Regions from separate parts of the Homo sapiens genome. Here region 1 is linked to region 2. A link is a loop called in an ENCODE intact Hi-C map of the cell type or tissue named here. Cell type or tissue: dorsolateral prefrontal cortex. All regions are shown on one strand. Links, peaks and the distances in the headings refer to the core of each region. The heading gives the core; the rest is flanking DNA. Region 1 has its middle 75 kb from the start of DHCR7. Region 2 overlaps SHANK2 (SH3 and multiple ankyrin repeat domains 2).

Region 1 (8,917 bases), core at 524-8,523, 260 kb after region 2:
ATACTTGTGAAAGAGGAGTAGGAGGGCAGCCAAGAGCCTTGGCTGATGCGGCTTGGAGGGGGAAGCCCCGCCGGCAGGCTGCTGCTCCAGGGCTCATCCTTAAGGTTAAGCGGGGTGTCTGGCAAGCAGGTGTTTCAGCAGGAGCTGTAACGCGGCCTTTCCTGACGTCTGAGGCAGTGGGGGCTTCCCCAGCCAAGCGCCATGGCTGCACTGACCGAAAAGTGTCCCCACGGAGGCCAGGGAGCAGGGCAGGTGCCCGGGGCCCTCTGTGGTGTGAAAGAATTCACAACCACACTCCTCAGCGTCCTTGCTCGAGCAGGAGGGCCCAACTGTAAAAGTGGCCCCTGTGGGAGGCTCCTGCTGTGGGATCAGATCCCTGCAAGGGCACAGGTGCCAGAGAGCGCACCTGGGTGACGCCACAGCAGCCAGAGGTGAGGGTGGCATGCACTCTGCTCCTCCGTGGTGGAGCTACATCCACCGTGGTGTACAGGCAACAACCCACCTCACATCCGCCGCTGCATGGACCCTCATCAAAGGGACCCTCCTGCCCACTTTAAAGATAGGGAATCTGAGGCTCAGAGGACAAGCACGAGGCAGAGCCAGGAGTGGAACCCAGCCCTTCAGAGGCTGGACCAGGTGCTGGGTTGTTTGCGGTCTACACCAGAGCTGGCTCCTGAAGGGCCGCAGTGAGGCCACAGCCGGGCAGCCACCACCTGGTGCCTGTTGCAGGTACCGAGGGTGAAGACAGAGGACTCCCCCGAACTGCCCTGGTGTGGGGTACTCCCAGGAGGCTTCCTGGAGGAGGGGAGCATGAGCAGGTCTGCCATCTAGGCAGGTCCACTGCTGGAACCCACAATCCCCAAGTCTCGATTCTCAGATGCATTTCTCTGTCACGTCCAATCTGATGCCCACTGAGTGGTGATTTGAGCTCTGTCCACCGGTGCCTCTAGTCTTCAGGGCTGGGAATCCTGCTCAGGAGAGACCCTGGGCCAGAACTGGGACTAATATACATTTGTTGTCTTAAGCTGCTAAGATCTGGGGCAATTTGTTGTGTAGCAATACATCCCATAGCCAAGATGGACCGGTGTGGGATACCAACAGTCTCTCTACCATATCTGCTCTTAACCCTGCAGTCTGAAAACAAAAGACGGTGGCAGCAGCACAGCCAGAGGGGCCTGTGGAGCTGTGCCTTTGCAGGAGGCATGGCGGTGCAGAGCAGGGCAGGAGGCACAGCGGTGCAGAGCAGGGCAGGAAGCACTGACTGTCAGCCCCTCATCGCCAGCCAGCCTGGACCGGGGCATCTGCCTCAGCTGGAGCTGCAGCTTCCAGCAGGACCAGGGCTTCCCAGGCTGCTCACTGGCCTCCCTGATGATGGGCTCAGGCCCAAAAATGGCTGAGGAGACCCAGACCAAGCACTGCAAGGTGAAGCAGCAGGCCTGGCTGCATGAGGGCCTGCTGGGCAGAGCCCTGACCTCACAGGCAACCCTAAGTGCACTCCAGCACAGTGCTCCTTGGCTCACTACTCCTTAGTGCAGTACTTCTTGGCTCAGTACTCCTTGGCACAGTACTCCTTGGCTCAGTACTCCTTGGCACAGTACTCCTTGGTGCAGTACTGTTTGGCACAGTACTTTTTGGCTCAGTACTCCTTGGCTCAGTGCTTCTGGCCCAGCACCAGGTGAGGACCTGGTGCTCCCTGGAACAGTAAGTGCCTCTAGCATGGTGCTCCCTGTATTGATGGTCCTGGTCTGATGTTCCTTAGCCCAATGCTCCCTGCCTGGTGCTCTTTGCACAGTGCTTCCTGGTCTGCTGCTCCCCACAGGGGTTCCCCACCTTGCCACTGTCCTCCAGGTCCACTTATGGGTTTTGTAGGTCTCACTGCCCAGTCTCCCCATTCACTTGGCAGCCCCCAGCCCTGGCTGGAGGAGGGAGAAGTTTCCATCTCACAGAAAAATCAAGGAAAAGCGCTGAGGGGGAAAACAAGCTGGTGGTCTGCAACCAGTCCCTTGATATGATGCACCTGAACTTTGCATCAGCTTCCCTGGGAGGCCGCTTCACCCTCTTTCAGGGTCGAATCAGCCTCCTGCGAAAGGGAAAACGAAAATCTCCAGCTGGGCCTGTCAGCCAGCGGTTGGCTCGTGCTCAGCCTGGGCATGGGTGCCAGCTGGTGAGACAAAACCTGCACACGAGGCCTCTGAGTGGCCGCTTTGTCCTTCCAAGGAGAGCCACCTGCTGCATTCAGGTCAATTGCAGGCCTCCGAAAACATGACCTCGAGAACTTGTGTTTTCCTCACTTTCTCCAACCACGCAGCAGGGGCGAGCCTGCTTCCCGAGCGCAGCCACATTCTCAGACGAGATGAGAAGTGAGAAGAAACACAGCAAGCATGAAAACACACTCCCCACACTCCAGGCCGTCCATGTTTCCAATCCTCTGCCCAAACAAACAAAAATTCCTACAATTCCAGAGACGTCATGCAGTCTCTAACACCTGCACCAGCACAAAACTCTCTGCCTGACATTGGTTTTGAAAAACATACACTCAGCACAACTTAGACGCAGCCATTTGGGGGCGCTGCTTTTCTGCTGCTCTGAGATGGAAGACCTCTGATCTGGGGACACCTGGCAGGGGCCTGAACTTTCAGGACAATGGGGCACAGCTTCCCAGAGGTCAGTTTCCTTCAACTCTTCTTTTAGAGGAAGAATTGGATAATTTAATCGGTAAGTAATTTAAGACATTTAACCATAAAACCAACAGGTCTACTGTGGAGAGGAGTATCAACCTGCACACATTTTAAAGAGAGGACGAGAGATCTGAAAGACACGTCTAGGCTGTAGCAGCTGCTTTGTGCTCTCTACTCTCAGATCCCATGGAGGGGAGCAAGGCCTCCTGCTCCACCATTTGTGTCCTGACCCCATAGGGCAGCTCATGGAACAGCAGGAGCTGTGTCCCTAGTGTGAGTGTGGGTCCTAGAATGGCCCAGCACTACCAAGCTGGGTACAGAATTCAGGCCTCTTGGTTCCTGGTTCTCTGTCCTGTACCCTGCACTACCCTGCTGGCCTCATTAGGGATGGCTTTGCAGAGCTTCCCATCCCCCCTGAGTTTGCTGCTTCACCTGAGGGAGATCCAGCTTTTTCTAGTAGGCTGAGCCCCATTCTGCAACCATCAGCTTGTAAGAGAGGAAAGCTGCTTGCCCCAGAGCTCTGGCCTTCACTGGCCTCATTTGGCCAGCTCTATCCCAACCCTACCAGAGGGGCCCAGCTAGACTCGGGGGTGGGGCTGGGATGAGAGTGTGGCATTGCAAGGAGGCCCAGGGCCCCAGGCGAGCAGGACACTCTCCCCAGAAGCAGTAAAGACAGGCACAAATGAAGGAGGATGAGAGGAGTCTATGAGGAGACCCAGGGAATCAAGAGAGGAGGGAGGTTGGAGCCTGGTGGGGAGAGCCAGGCCTCGCAGGCACCAAATGATCCACTCTGACTGAACCTTCCAGTTACCAGGGCTATCTGTGGCATAGATGACCATTGGGATTACAAGGAGTCTGGGCCACTTCCCTGCCCTTTTGCAGGGCCAGCGAGAGAGCAGAGGGAGTGGGTGTGCATGTGCTGAGCCCTCCACTCATGTCTACGCATCTGCTCCTCCAACACCCTGGGAGTTGGTGTTGTCAGCCCATGTGGCTGAAGAAGAAACAGGCCCTGGAGGGTGAAGTGATTTGCATTACAGCTTGTCCATACTGAGTGAAGCTGGAATTCACACGCAGGCTACCTAACAAATAGCAAGCATCCTTTCAATCCCCAGCCTCTGGGCCACACTGGCAAGAAGGACAATGGGGATTGTTGCTACCAGCATACCTGCCTCATTGCCATAGTCTCTTACCACCATCTTCATTCCTTGACCATGATGGAAAAGTCTATTCTCAACCTCCTTTGGAGAATGGATTTTTACACCAAAAGCACTTGGAGCGTTAGCAACTACTGACCTCTTCTGGACTGAGAAGGCAGACCCAGAAGACGGATACCACGACATAGTCAGTCCCCTATGCCAAAGGCAAATTTCAGATGTGATGCCTTAGTTCCTTGAAAACAGGAAATATTTCTTCTATTTCTCCTGAAACTCTGCCTGGAGGCCTAGTAGAAATCTAGGCACAGAGTAGATGTATCAATCCCGCCACTTGGTGGCTTAAAAGAACAATTATTTATCAGGTAATGATTCTGTGGCCCAGTGACTTGGGCTGGGCCTCGCTGGTTCCTCTGCTTATTTTGGTTGGGCTTATTCATTCATCTGTGGGCAGCTGGTGGTCAGGTAGTTTCATACCTGCATTTGGCAGTTGGCTGCTGATTAGCTGAGAGTCAGATATAGTTACTGGGGGTTACTGGGCCATATGTCTTTTGTGCATCCGCCAGTTTGCATGGTGGTGGCTGCAGGATTTCCAAGAACAGCAAGAGAGGAATCCCAATGCACAGTTACTTTTTACCCCTTAGTCCATGGAACATTGCATCATGTTTGCTAATGTCCCATTGACTAAAGCTAGTCACATGACCAACCCATATTCTAGGGATGAAGAAGTAGTTTCCAGTTCCTGATGGAAGGGGAAGAATTTGTAGCCCTTTTCGCAGTCGCCACAGTTGGTGGTCACAGACGTTTCCTAGGACATTGTTGCCTCATTCTCTCTCCCCTCTTACCACCTGATACATAATTTCTGCTGTGGCCATAATAGCCTTAAAATGCAGTGGTTTTATTTCTAGGCTTTCTCCTCCTTATGCAGCAGCTAAGCTCCCCCAGGCAGGAATTACAGCAGGTATGTCTGTTTCCCCAGCTCCTAGCATAGGGTCCGGTGAATGCTTACTCAGTGAATGTTTATTAAACAAGTCATTGAATTGTTGAATTGAATATAAAGTGAAAATGGCTTCAGGTGAGCAATGTGTTAATTAGACCCAGGAACTGAAACTCCAGATGGGCAGAATGCAAATTAGAAGAACTTTTTAGAAGCACTGTATTACCACAAGTTCAGCGTGATTTGATTCCCCTCAAGTATTCTAGGACATCTGCACTAGTGCTAGCCCACCAGAACTTCCTGTGGATCACAAGTGGGTGAGGTTCTTAGCCTCTCTCGGATATTTGCCCTCTCAGGAAGCTGGTGGGAATGATGGAGTATCTCCCTGGGAAATGCATACCTGCACTATATCACTGGGGCTCAGTCTCAGAGAACAGGATGCACTGCAGCTAGTTTAGCAAGAAGGAATTAGTTTCAGGTTACGGGGGGCAAATAGAATCATTGGAGAGGCTGAAGAAATGGTTGTGGAACTGAATATTCAGGAACGACTTTGAAAACAAAACCGAGCTAGCAAAGGAGCTGCTTCCTCTTTGCCAACAGGAAGCCACCTGCTCAACTGGGAAGCTGTAGCTCCTCCTCCAGCTCCAGAATCAGGCCACCATCAGAGTCAGGAGATGGCCACTGTAGACGCCACCCAGATAGGGAAGCTGCTGGAGGAAGGGTCAACACCTCTGTGCGGGGGCTTGCCTGCAGGAATGCCAAACAGTGCTGGCAGAGCCTTTGTCCTGCAGGAGCGTTCAATTAGATACAGGTGCTTCCATTAGGAGCTTGCTGCAAGGGATTCTGGGAAATGCAGAACAGGGAGACACTGGGTAGGTTAGGATAGAGGGGAAGCCCTCTGATCTCCACCCTCGCTCACCCACAATTTCCCAATCTCAGCCCCCCACTATCCACTACAGTACATGGTAGTACCATCATGAACCCCAAGTTAACAACTTTATTTTAGTTTTAGATATGTGGCAGAAAAATAATTTTTTCAAATACTTATGTATTCCTAATGAGAACATTTAAAATCTACTCTCTTAGCAATTTTCAAGTATATAAGACATTGTTATTAACTATAGTCATCGTGTTGTACAGTAGATCTCTTGAACTCATTCCTCCTAACTGAAAGTGTCCTTTGACCAACGTCTCCTCAATCCTCCTCCCCTACCCTAGCCCCTGATAACTACCATTTTACTCTCTATTTCAATGAGTTTGACATTTTTAGATATCACATCCAGTATTTGGCTTTCTGGGCCCAGTTTATTTCACTGAATATAGTGTCATTCGAGTTCATTCATATCATTGCAAATGACAAGACTTCTTTCTTTTTTAGGGCTGAATAGTATTCTATTGTTTATATCTATACCACATTTTCTTTATCCATTCATCTGTTGATTGACACTGAGGTTGATTTCATAATTTGGCTATTGTGAACAATGAAGCAATCAGTGTGGGAGTGCAGAAGTCTCTTTGCCAAGTCGACAACTTCATTAATTCTTATGAGTTAAAAATCAATTTGGAATATTTTCTTAGAGAAAAACAGGCAGTACAGTGAGAATATGATCATTTGTTCTGAATTACAGAACTTGGTAGTGCATTAAGGAGAATGGAGTCAGGATTATGATTTTTGTTTGTTTGAGAAACAAACAAAACAAGTTCCAGTTACTTATCTTTCCATAGAGTCCCCTCTGTAGATGCCCGGGCTCCTGTTCACAGCCTTGGTGGAGGACATGGCATACGATGTGAATTATAGCAGATGCCAGCTTTTGTCCAAATTTGCCCAGAAGGAGAAAGGCAGGAGGAAGAGAGAGAATGAGAGCCCACTTTCAGACAAGTGCCAGTGATACTAATCAGGGTGCAGACACAGGGCTTTTGCAAAGAGGACTTGCCAAGGCTTGCAGTTGGCCAAGGATCACTGTGCTAGGGTTCAAACAGAGATAGGGCATGCTCCCAAGGGAGCCCCTGGTTTGGGTCAGTTCTTGGGAAAGACCAGGTTGGAGGAAGGCAGTTCTAGAACTTTCTACCCTATCTCTGAACACCTTAAAAATATTTTTACTCAACTTAGGTCCATCGGTTAAATAAATACAGTACCTGTTTCATAGCATAATCATGATTAATAAACACATTTTTTAAAAAATTCTGTAAGTGTTAACAAAGTATATCCTACTTTTGTGGTGGAGACTACCAGGAAGTATTTGCCTGTCCCAGTATAACCTAAAAAGACCACCGTAGAGATCCACAAGAAATGCTGGTCCCCTGATCAGCAGTGGCACCAACACCTGAGAGCTTGTTAGAAATGAAATTCTTGCTGATTGAGAAATGCTGGGGTGGGGCCCAGCCATCTGTTTTCAATCGACCCTCCAGGTGATTCTGATGGATGGTTTGGGAACCATTGGTTTATGCCAGCATCCCCCTCCCTGAGTTTGCTGAGAACTTTACCGCTTACAAAGTGTCTTGCATTTGCTGTTTCACACTCATTTGTATAACAGCCCTACTGGTAGAAATTGGGAAAAGGATAGAGATAGAGATAGAGCTAGAGATAAGGGTACGGATATGGATAGAGACAGAGAGGGATAGGGTTAGTGATAGGTAAAGGAATGAGATGAGGATAGAGTTAGGGATAAGACAAATAGGGATAGGGATTATCTTATTTCATTTTCTGCTGCTATAACAATACCACAGACTGGGTAATTTATTATATGAAGAACAAAGGTTCATTTGGCTCATGGTTCTGGAGGCTGAGAAGTCTGAGAGCATGGCACTTGCATCTGGTGTTATCCCATGATATAAGAGTGAAGGGTGGAAACAAGCACACAAAACAGAGTAAGCAAATGGGGGGATGAACTTATCCTTGTATCAGGAGACTACTCCCACAATAACTAACCCACTTCCAAGATAACAGCATTAATCCATTCATGAGGACAGAGCCCTGATGACCTAATCACTTCTTAAAGGCTCCACCTGTTAACGTTACTATTACAATGGAAATTACATTTCAGCATGAATTTTGGCGGGGGGCATTCAAATCACAACAAGAATAAAGATAGAAATAGGAATAGGGTTCAAGATAGATATAGAGATAGGAGTGGACACAGAGATAGAGACTGAGATAGGGATAGAGTTAGGGATAGGGATAGGGATAGAGAGCAAATTGTCACCTCATGACTGATGAGCAGAGGGGGTATCAGAGTGGTGGTGCAACCTCCCTGAAATCACACATCACATAATGAGCCAGGACTGGCAGTTCCCCTTTCCCCATTATTTCAACCTCAGGAAGATAGGGATTGTTTGAAATGAGGATTAAACCAATGGCTTCTCTGTGCTGTACAGAATTTTAAATGAAAATACAGGCTTCCATCCCACATAGAGTGCAGCAAAGTGGCTGCCATGAGCCTGAGATAATAACTTCTGCCATGACTGTGATGACTGGCTGCTCCTTGCTCAGGGTGGACCAGCACTTCCCTCTCCTCCTCTCATCTTCTGGCTGCTGAGTTCCATGGCCAGAGCCAACCATGTGGGTCGGCAGACAGCAAACTTGAGGGCTTCAATAATACTTACTAAGTCAGTTCACTCATTACATTGGATCATTTTAATTTGTAAATGATCATTTTTCCTCTTAAGCTATGCCCCTCTTTCTAAAGAACACACACAGTGGATTCAGTCAAGGATTCAACAATCTTCTACACATAAGCAAGCTCTGATGCTGGAAAGACGTGCATGCAGAATAACTTTGGCCAGAGTTGGAAGCCATCTTGAAGATTATCTGGCCTGATTCTTTTTGGAGACACAAAAATTGAAAGTTGCGTTGTTCATTAACTTTCAGGAAATTGATAGGTTTCATATTGAAGCTTTCAGTATGTTCAAAAAGTCTTCTTATCTAGGGCTTCTTTAGTTTAACATTGTGTCATGCTTTGTTTAAAAAAATTACCAAGTCCAAGCAATGACTTGAACAGAAATTAAACATATGAGTAAGATCACAGTATTGTCCTTATTTTTAAGTAGTATTTTAAGAAAGTTTCCTCTGGAAATGTTTAATTACCAGATTCCAAAGTTAAGTTCCTCTTCTCCTGAAATCTGAACAAAATTTAGTATTGTATGATCCCTGA
Region 2 (8,917 bases), core at 377-8,376:
GGCGGAGCTTGCAGTGAGCCGAGATCGCGCCACTGCACTCCAGCCTGGGCAACAAAGCGAGACTCCATCTCAAACAAACAAACAAACAAAAAATTAGCTAGACGTGGTGGCACATGTGATTCCAGCTACTTGGGAGGCTGAGGCAGGAGGATCGCCTGAGCCGAGGCTGCAGTGAGCTGTGTTCATGCCTCTGCACTCCAGCCTGGGCAACAGAGAAAGACCTGTCTCAAAAAAGAAAAACAAATGTCTTTCCAGGCTCTGGGAAAGTTCCTGACTGGTGCACTCGGGAGACCCACCCTCGCCAGGGTGCACCACAAGCCCTGAGGCTCCTGGAGCTGAGGCTTTTGGAACCACAGGGTGAGCACAGTGTCTGGCACGTGACAAGTACAATCGGCCTATCCTGGATGAATGTTTAAAATCCCCTCACCGTTCGCCATCCTAGTGCTACGGACTTAACGTGTGTGTCCCCGCAAAATTCATAGGTTGAATAATCTCCAATGTAATAGTATGGAGAGGTGAGGCCTTTGGGAGGTGACGAAGTCAGGAGGATGAAGCCCTCGTGAATGGGATTAGTGTCCCTGCAAAAGAGGTCCCAGAGAGCTCCCTCGCCCCTTCCTCCACGTGAAGACACAGCAAGACAATGGCCATCCAAACCAGGAACTGGGCCTTGGCCAGATGCTGAACCTGCCGATGCCACGATCTCAGACTTGCAGCCTCCAAAATGGTGAGAGTCACACTTTTGTTGTTTATAAGTTACCCAAGGTATTTTGTAAAAGCAGCGTAAATGGCCTCAGACACTTGCTGAGAGCTATGAATGCTCCTTTGCTTTCGTAAGAGACAGCTGGGCCGCTGGAGCACTTTTCCAATCTCCAGTTTCCAGGACCCACCTCCTGCCTCCATCCCCAGGGAGTGAGGCCCGCAGATTGGTACTTAACCCACTTTGTGGTGAACCCCATGGCCACACAGGCAGAAATAGCGATGCCTGGTCCCCGAGTGGCTCAAGGTGAAGTGCGGGACTCATTTCCTGTGAGGTCATGATGGTCCGCAGATCAACCTGATGGGGTGGGAACTTTCCCAGCCTCTGCCAGCCTCGCTGTAAGAAAAGTCATGATTCTCTGCCCATCCAGAGCCAGTCTGGGCTGTCTGAGCAGGACTGTGGGACTTGGCACCCTTCCGCCTGCTGCGTCTAACACTCCTCACCAGCCTAATTCTTTGCCCCTACTCCGTACCTCTCTCAAAACACACAGAAGGGGGACAAATGCGGCTTCTGACACAGCAGGTTCCTGGGCCCTTCAACCTCCTGGCACGTGCTAGATTTCCACCTGCCCATTTTCTGTATGTTTCGGAACTAGAACTGATCAAATGCCCTCAAACACATGACTTACACATGGTGTCACTGAAAACCTGCATTGCTATTTACAAATCAGCATTTTTAAAATTCACAAATACGTTTTTATCTGCACATCAGAGGGTGATAAAAAACAAAAGCCAAAACCCAGAAGCACCCAGATCTTGCCGTCTGAATACCGCTTTCCAGGCAAATTCCAGGGCAGAGGCAGGGGAAGTATCGGAAGAGCCCAGAGCATCTTGTGCCATAAAGTGGCTGGTGTGTCAAGGATGGTGGGGATGCACCACATGGCAGAACACCACAGGAAGGGCAACTGCCGCCCACATCTGGACAACTTGAGCACAAAAATCAATAATGATAATGACAGATTAGAACTCAGTGAGCACAGTAAGAATCCTGCCGGGCACAGTGGCTCACGCCTGTAATCCCAGCACTTTGGGAGGCCGAGGCGGATGGATCACCTAAAGTCAGGAGTTTGAGACCAGCCTGGCCAACGTGGCAAAACCCCATCTCTACTAAAAATACAAAATTAGCCAGGCATGGTGGTGCATGCCTGTAATCCCAGCTACTCAGGAGGCTGACGCAGAAGGATCGCTTGAACCCGAGAGGCGGAGGTTGCAGTGAGCCAAGATTATGCCATTGCACTGCAGCCTGAGCAACACAGCAAAACTCTGTCTCAAACAAACAAAAAAGAATCCTTGCATGCATCTGATATAAGGAGGAGGGGCAGCAAAACAAAAACCGAGAGGATCCTGCTGGCTGAGAAAGCCATTGGTGAGCTCGCAGCTGCAGGGGAGCTCACCTGGAGAGCATCAGGGCCCTCAAAGGGAAGCGCTTCAGGCAGCTGCCCGGACTCTCCACCCCATGCTCTGCAGGGAGTGCAATTGGGCTCTCCTTAGGAACAGCACCAGGGGCCAGGGGCCAGGACAAAAGCCTCCTGGGTATTACAGATTCCTCCTCCTGTTGGTTAAGCAAAGTGCTCCGCCCACACACCCTATGCCTCAGCCCCCTCTCCACGCCTCCTCCTCGACTCGCACAGCACCCTGAAAGACAGCAGGGTGTTCATGGTGTGGATGTCTTATCTGGGACTCTGAGCTCAAGGCATAGTGCATTCCGCCAGGTTCTGAACACTCTGTGCAACGCCCCTGCTGCTCACCTGCAGTCTAACTTCAGTGCAATTTATGTGAACAGCACTTTAACAAGGTTTTTCCTGAAGCAACAACAGCAGAACACTAATACGGGGCTCACTGTGGACCCGCTTCCCTCCACCACGCCAGGCGTCCAGATCCCACTCTCTTCAGAGATGCCGCTTTTGACCCTCCCTGGAGCAGCCAGTAGGATCTGCCTCCCTTCCCCCAGCACCCACGGCCACACTAAGCAGCCCCTGCTGCCTCCCGGGTGGGTCTCCGCAGTGTGCACCGTAAGGGCCAGTCTGCCTGTACATCCCAGCCCAGCCACACGCCATGCCAGGTACACAGCAGGTGCCCCTGGAAGAGGAGCGTCTAAAGATAACACAACAAGATAACAAGGAGGACGCCGCCTGCCTAACGTGTAAATAACAGCCCGTTCCCTGCATACCTTCGTGTGGAGCTTGGCCAACTGTTTCTCATCGAGACTGGCTTGTTTATACACCCGCTTCTTGTATCGAAACTGGCACAGAAAACAAAAAAGAGAGAGAAAACAAGTCAATACTTCTCAGAGTTGTTCAGAGGGAAAACGGGCCTTTTCCTTGGCTATGTCACAGAAGACGGGGAACCCCACAGCAAACTTCCAGTTTTAAATAAATGACTGGTATTTGCACCCCAGAGCCTACAACATCCTCAGCATCACTTTTGTCAAGATTCTGTAGCAGTTTAGCTAAAAAGCCATATAAAGAAACAGGAGCAAGGGGAAGGGAAGATCCTGCAGGTGAGAAGCTGGGAGGTCTCCCTCCCGGTGACCGGCTCCCCAGCTAACTGAGTGGTTATGGTTCCTCCCAGGGGAATGGATCAGCCCTTGGCAAGGCATTTTTGGTAAATGAGGATGCTGCTTCAAACACCAGGTTTTTCTCCTACATTGTCCACCTTTGTTAAAACACACCCTAAAAGCCTGGGCTGGGAAAGGCCCCACCTCCTGTACTCCTGCAACCTCTGCCCAGATCGCTGAAGCCACTGTTTTTCCCTCCAAACAGCAGCGCCTCCTTTGAACTGGAAATTACATCACTGCATGAACCAAGGAGCACATCTTCCTCAGATGCACGGAGTAAGCAACATTGTCGGAGTGGGCTTGGTGAGACTCTAAAATACCTCCTCCCTCCTCCAGCCCCCCGCTTGGCTGGAGATGCTGCAGAAGGTCTGGGAAGGATGCTGAGCATTTAGGAGTCACTGGAGTTTGGAGCTGGGACCTCTGTTCCAATCCCAGCCCTAATGCTCTCAACTCACAGAGTTAACTCAGGGCTGGGCACTTTCCCATCTCAGTTTCCTTATCTGCCCCATGGGGATAATAGCACCCACCTCCCAGGGTGGCCTGAGCATTGAATGTGAGCTTCCTGGCACAGACCTGGCACTAGACAAGTCCACTTTATCTCTCCCTCCTTACTGCCCTTGATGCCGTCACCCTGCACGGTTACACATGTGCTCAGAGCCAGCAAAAACCGCCCCTGGGTAAAATGATGGTGCGGGGCAGGTGGCGGGTGAGCTCATCCTGAAACTGAAAGTCGCATCTCACAGAAAAGCTTCCAAATAAACAACCCTAGTCTCCTTTCTCCACCACGCCAAACAAAATGGCTATTTGACAAAAGACAAAATTCTTGTGCACAGACTGATACTTGTGGGGTTTTGTTTTCAACTGGCCAAATAAACCAGCTGTGAAATCGGAAAGTTCTGTGAAGCGCAGGCTGCACAGAGTTTGGGGAGAAAGTGCGCTGGTCAGAAGGGCATCCATTCATTTCCCAGAACAGAGCAGGCAGGAGGAGCTACAGGCCCATTTTAGAACTTCCACTTCTGATTCTAGATTTCAGGACAGCAGGTTCTGTGCGTCCATGCCCCGGGACCAATCACACCTCTGGTCCAGATTTCAGAAGCCACTGAGAATGATGCCAGGTGCCTTCTCAGGCTCATGATCATGTGGCTAAGCTTAAAAGTCTCAGGGAATTCAATTCCACGGGGCCCCTTTCCAGACATAAAACAATCCGCTTGGGCCCACAGCATCTCTGGGGCAGGAGGGTAAAGGACTCAAGGAGGGAGTGTTTATTCCAGAGTCACAAACATTTATAGCCCATAGCTACAGAGGACACCGGCTCAGGACCACAGACCCTTTTTCTTGCTATTTCTCCAACATTTCATAAGCAGCCCACCATATTGTGCTGAAATTATCTGAGGCAAAGAGCCCAGACTGATGCCCGCCCCTAATGTGTCAATCCCTGAGCCAATCTCAGCCTTTGCAGTGGGTCATGCAAAGGAGATTAATAAACCTAAGTATCGGCATCAATTTTGGCCGGGCGTGGTGGCTCACGCCTGTAATCCCAGCACTTTGGGAAGCCGAGGCAGGTGGATCAACCTGAGGCCAGGAGTTTGAGACCAGCCTGGCCAACATGGTGAAACCCATCTCTACTAAAAATGCAAAAATTAGCTGGGCGTGGTGGTGGGCACCTGTAATCCTAGCTATTCAGGAGGCTGAGGCACAAGAATCGCTTGAACCCAGGAGGCAGAGGCTGCAGTGAGCCGAGATCACACCACTGCACTCTAGCCTGGATGACAGAGCGAGACTCGGTCTCAAAAACAAAACAAAACAAAAAACAAAGTATCAGCAACAATTTCATGACAATGAAACCAGAGCAGCAGCTGCAAAGTCAATTTGGGGACTTGTGGATGGCCAGGCTCACAACGCACACACTGCTCCATGAACACTTCCTCTGGGCCTCACGACCACTCCCGGACATCACTACTAACATTCACTCAATGTCATGAATGGGAATCCGGGGCTGAGAGAGCATGGGTGGCTGGCTCGAGGTTGCACAGCTGCAGGTACTGGGGCCAGATGTAGAGGAGACTCCCAAATTCTCTGGTCTTCTCGCCCAGTTTTCCTGCCGTTATGGAAATGATCAGCCCCTGAAATGAACTGCATGGATTTACTCTTCCTGGTCCATCACCTCCCACTGGAGTGTAAGGTCCGTGGGATCAGAACCTTGACTTTTCTGTGCCAGAAAAGTGTGTGGTCCTTAGTTGGCCCTCAATGACAATTTTTTTCCCAATGGATACCCATTTTACAGATAAGCAAACTGAGGCCAGGACAGCTGAGTGATTTGCTCTAAACCACACAACTTCCAAGTGGCATCTCATCTTTTTCTACACTGAAACCCCTCCCTGAATCTGACACATGGTCCACACTGGGGATCCCAATAACCTCAGCCTCAGTGTCACAACGGAACTGAGAAACGTGCAGACGCGGCATCACCTTAGCCCTGGGTGGGCGTCCATGACATCTTGGGCTTCAGAGGAATCCCTAGTCACTGAGTAGAGAACCCACTTAGGTTGCTCAAGTGCCAGCTGCAATTACACACATGCAGCCTCTTGCTGTTGACTAAGCTAAAATGAGTGCAATCGCTGAATGATGCCAACATGTTGTGCAGGAGTAGAAATGATCCGTTTCTGGCTTCTCTTAACTGACGTAACCCAACACGTATACACTGCAGGAAACAATGCCTGTAAACTTGGGGCGTAGCAAGCCTGGGTGAGAGAGGTAGGGACAGGGGTCGTGCATCACGTGGAAATGTGTAGGGCTGCCCCGTCTTACGGATCAGCCACTTCTGGAGGGAGGCCCAGGAGCTTGTGGCTGCTGACAGCAGCTCAAAGAGCCCCGGTCACCCGGGCAGGAAGCAGAAGTGAAGCTGTGCTGTTGAGAACAGCTGGATGGTCACAGCCGCCCTGTTACTCAAGGACTCAGAGATGAATTGGAGAATGGTATGGTTTGACTGTGTGTCCCCTCCAAACCTCATGTTCAAATGTGATCACCGGTGTTGGAGGCGGGGCCAGGTGGGAGGTCTTTGGGTCCTGGGGCGGATCCCTCCTGAATGGCCTGGAGCCCTCCCCATGGTAGTCAGTCAATTCTCGCTCTGTTAGTTCACGGGGGAGCCAGGAACTACTCCTCCCCTGCTCGCTCTCACACCCCCTCTTGCCACCTAACATCTGCTCCTGCTTTGCCTTCTGCCATGAGAACAAGCTCCCTGAGGCCTCAATGCTGAGCCCATGCCGGCACCACACTTTCTGTACAGCCTGCAGAACCGTGGGCCAATTAAACCTCCTTTCTCTTAGCCAGCCTCAGGTTTTTTTGTTGTTGTTGTTTTAGATAGAGTTTCAGTCTTGTCGCCCAGGCTGGAGTGCAATGGCACCATCTTGGCTCACTGCAACCTCCACCTCCAGGGTTCAAGCAATTCTCCTGCCTCAGCCCCCCGAGTAGCTGGGATTACAGGCACACATGACCACACCCAGCTAATTTTTGTATTTTTAGTAGAGACGGAGTTTCACCATGTTGGCCAGGCTAATCTTGAACTCCTGATCTCAGGTGATCCACCTTCCTCGGCCTCCCAAAGTGCTGGGATTACAGGCATGAGCCACCTCACCCAGCCAGTTATTTCTGTATAGCAATGAAAGAACAGACTATCGCGAGGAATATGATGTAATTTAAAAATTCCTTCTTTGTGCCTGACTCCTGGCAGAGTTCCTAAAACCTTTGTACTGTCCTCAGTGATAAGAGTATCTCTGGAGCACTAATGAGATGACTCTCAACTCCCAGGTAGCTTCCAGGATGGGGGCTGGTGGCCGGAAGGATCAGACTATGACTCGAGGGTCAGGACTCCCAGTCGCCCTGCTGACTGGCAGGATGGAGTCCAATCACCATGGTCAGTGATTTCATCCTATGTAATGCCTATGTAATGAAACTTCCATAAAAATACCTCAACAATGGGGCCTGGGGGCTTCTGAGCCAGCAAACACATCCACATACTGGGAGGGTGGTGCACGCCCAACTCCACAGGGATGGAAGCTCCTGCACGCTGGGCCCTCCCGACGTCGCCTAGTGCACCTCTTCATCAGCTGTGCGTTTGTACACTTTGTAATAAGCCAGGGGTAGCAGTTAAAATGCCTTCTTAGGTTCTCTGAGCTGCTCCAGCAAGGGATGGAACCCAAAAAGGGGGTGGTGGGAACCCCTAGTTCACAGCCAAATGGGACAGAAATGTGGGTGGCCTGGGGACTTGACGTTTATGGAGGGCAGTCTTATGGGACTGAGCCCTTAAACTTGTAGTTAGTGTCAGAATTGAATTAATTATTGACATCCAGCTGGTGTCTGGAGAGGTGGAGAAGGAAAATACACCACCCATTAGGCGCTGGGAAGGAAAAATTTAAAACCCCTCAGAGAAGCATGGGGAGCCCCGTTCTCCATGCCCAGGGCCCATGGTCCTGGTTATGAAAGCCTGAATCAGACCCACGGTTTATTATTCACAGCAAGATTTCTCTGCAGGGATTCTTTGAATCTGTAGTGAAAAAAAAATGTATAAAAGTTGTACAACAGTGTGAGATTCATGGCAAAATCAGAAGCAACCTTTTATTAGTCCATTTTCACACTGCTATAAAGAAATACCTGAGACTGGGTAATTTATAAAGGAAAGAGGTTTAGTTGACTCACAGTTCCATATGGCTGCGGAGGCCTCAGGAACATTACAGTCATGGTGGAAGGCGAAGGGAAAGCAAGCACCTTCTTCACAAGGCAGCAGGAGAGAGAACAGCAAAGGAGGAACTTCCAGACACTTATAATAAAACCATCAGATCTCGTGAGACCTCACTTACTATCATGAGAACAGCATGGGAAACCGCTATGATCCAATCACCTCCTCCCTCAATACATGGGGATTACAGGTCCCTCCCTCAACATGTGGGGATTACAATTAGAGGTGAGATTTCGGTGGGGACACAGAGCCAAATCATATCAAACCTCAAGACCCCAGACTGATTTTTAAATGTGGGGATAATTTCCCAATGCAAATGGAATTGGTCTCGCCCCACCACCATGTCTCCCCCACCCACCATGGCATCCAGGCTGTGACACAACCACAGTCCATGCACTGTGGGCTGAAATATACCTCCAGGGAAGGAACGCCCTCACCCACGGGCTGTGGGTACTCGCGCAGGAGCCGCTCCTCATCCAGGAACTTGCCGTCACGCCCATTGCTGGCCGGCTGGAACAGGCCGTAGTTCAGGACATCTTTCAAACTCTGGGTTAATGTACACAGGATCCGCTGCTTTGCAACCCACACTGTGGCATCCGGGTTAAATCGAATGCATTTCTGCCAGGAAGGACAAAGACAGCTGATGAGTGACAGAGGACGCTACCTGAGTCACCCATGTGGGGCGCGTGGTCAGAGAGGCAAAGCTGCTTCCACCCCTTCCCGACACTTCCTCTGAGCAGTGAACCCACGGCTTTTCACAGTGAAAAATAAAGCCTACTGGTTGCTGGGACACAGACATTCGGTAAATATAAAAGGGAAAAAGGAAAGACCGAGGCATTGGTCTCTTTGGCCTTGATCTCACCATGGAC

The links. A loop is a pair of places that touch in the nucleus more often than their neighbours do. Peaks named below come from ENCODE experiments on the same cell type or tissue, not always from the same donor. Only the 100,000 strongest peaks of a DNase experiment are listed, where the experiment ranks them.
Region 1: it touches region 2 in a loop (2.6-fold over the local background); 9 of 110 quality-filtered maps call a loop at or near these places.

Annotation. Positions count from the first base shown.
Region 1 is chr11:71,368,944-71,377,860 of GRCh38, forward strand. No RefSeq gene overlaps it. Among named protein-coding and RNA genes, the nearest start is that of DHCR7, 75 kb to the right of the region's middle. RefSeq lists a silencer at 4,950-4,999. In dorsolateral prefrontal cortex, for the core only: CTCF peaks have their summits at 4,003 (motif pointing left) and 4,203; DNase peaks (open chromatin) are centred at 2,180 and 3,981; H3K27ac peaks cover 972 bases.
Region 2 is chr11:71,110,367-71,119,283 of GRCh38, forward strand. SHANK2 (SH3 and multiple ankyrin repeat domains 2) reads right to left here. Exons shown (of 26, transcript NM_012309.5): 4 at 8,463-8,666; 5 at 2,927-2,998. Among named protein-coding and RNA genes, the nearest start is that of SHANK2, 140 kb to the right of the region's middle. In dorsolateral prefrontal cortex, for the core only: a CTCF peak has its summit at 4,280; a DNase peak (open chromatin) is centred at 4,295; H3K4me3 peaks cover 514 bases.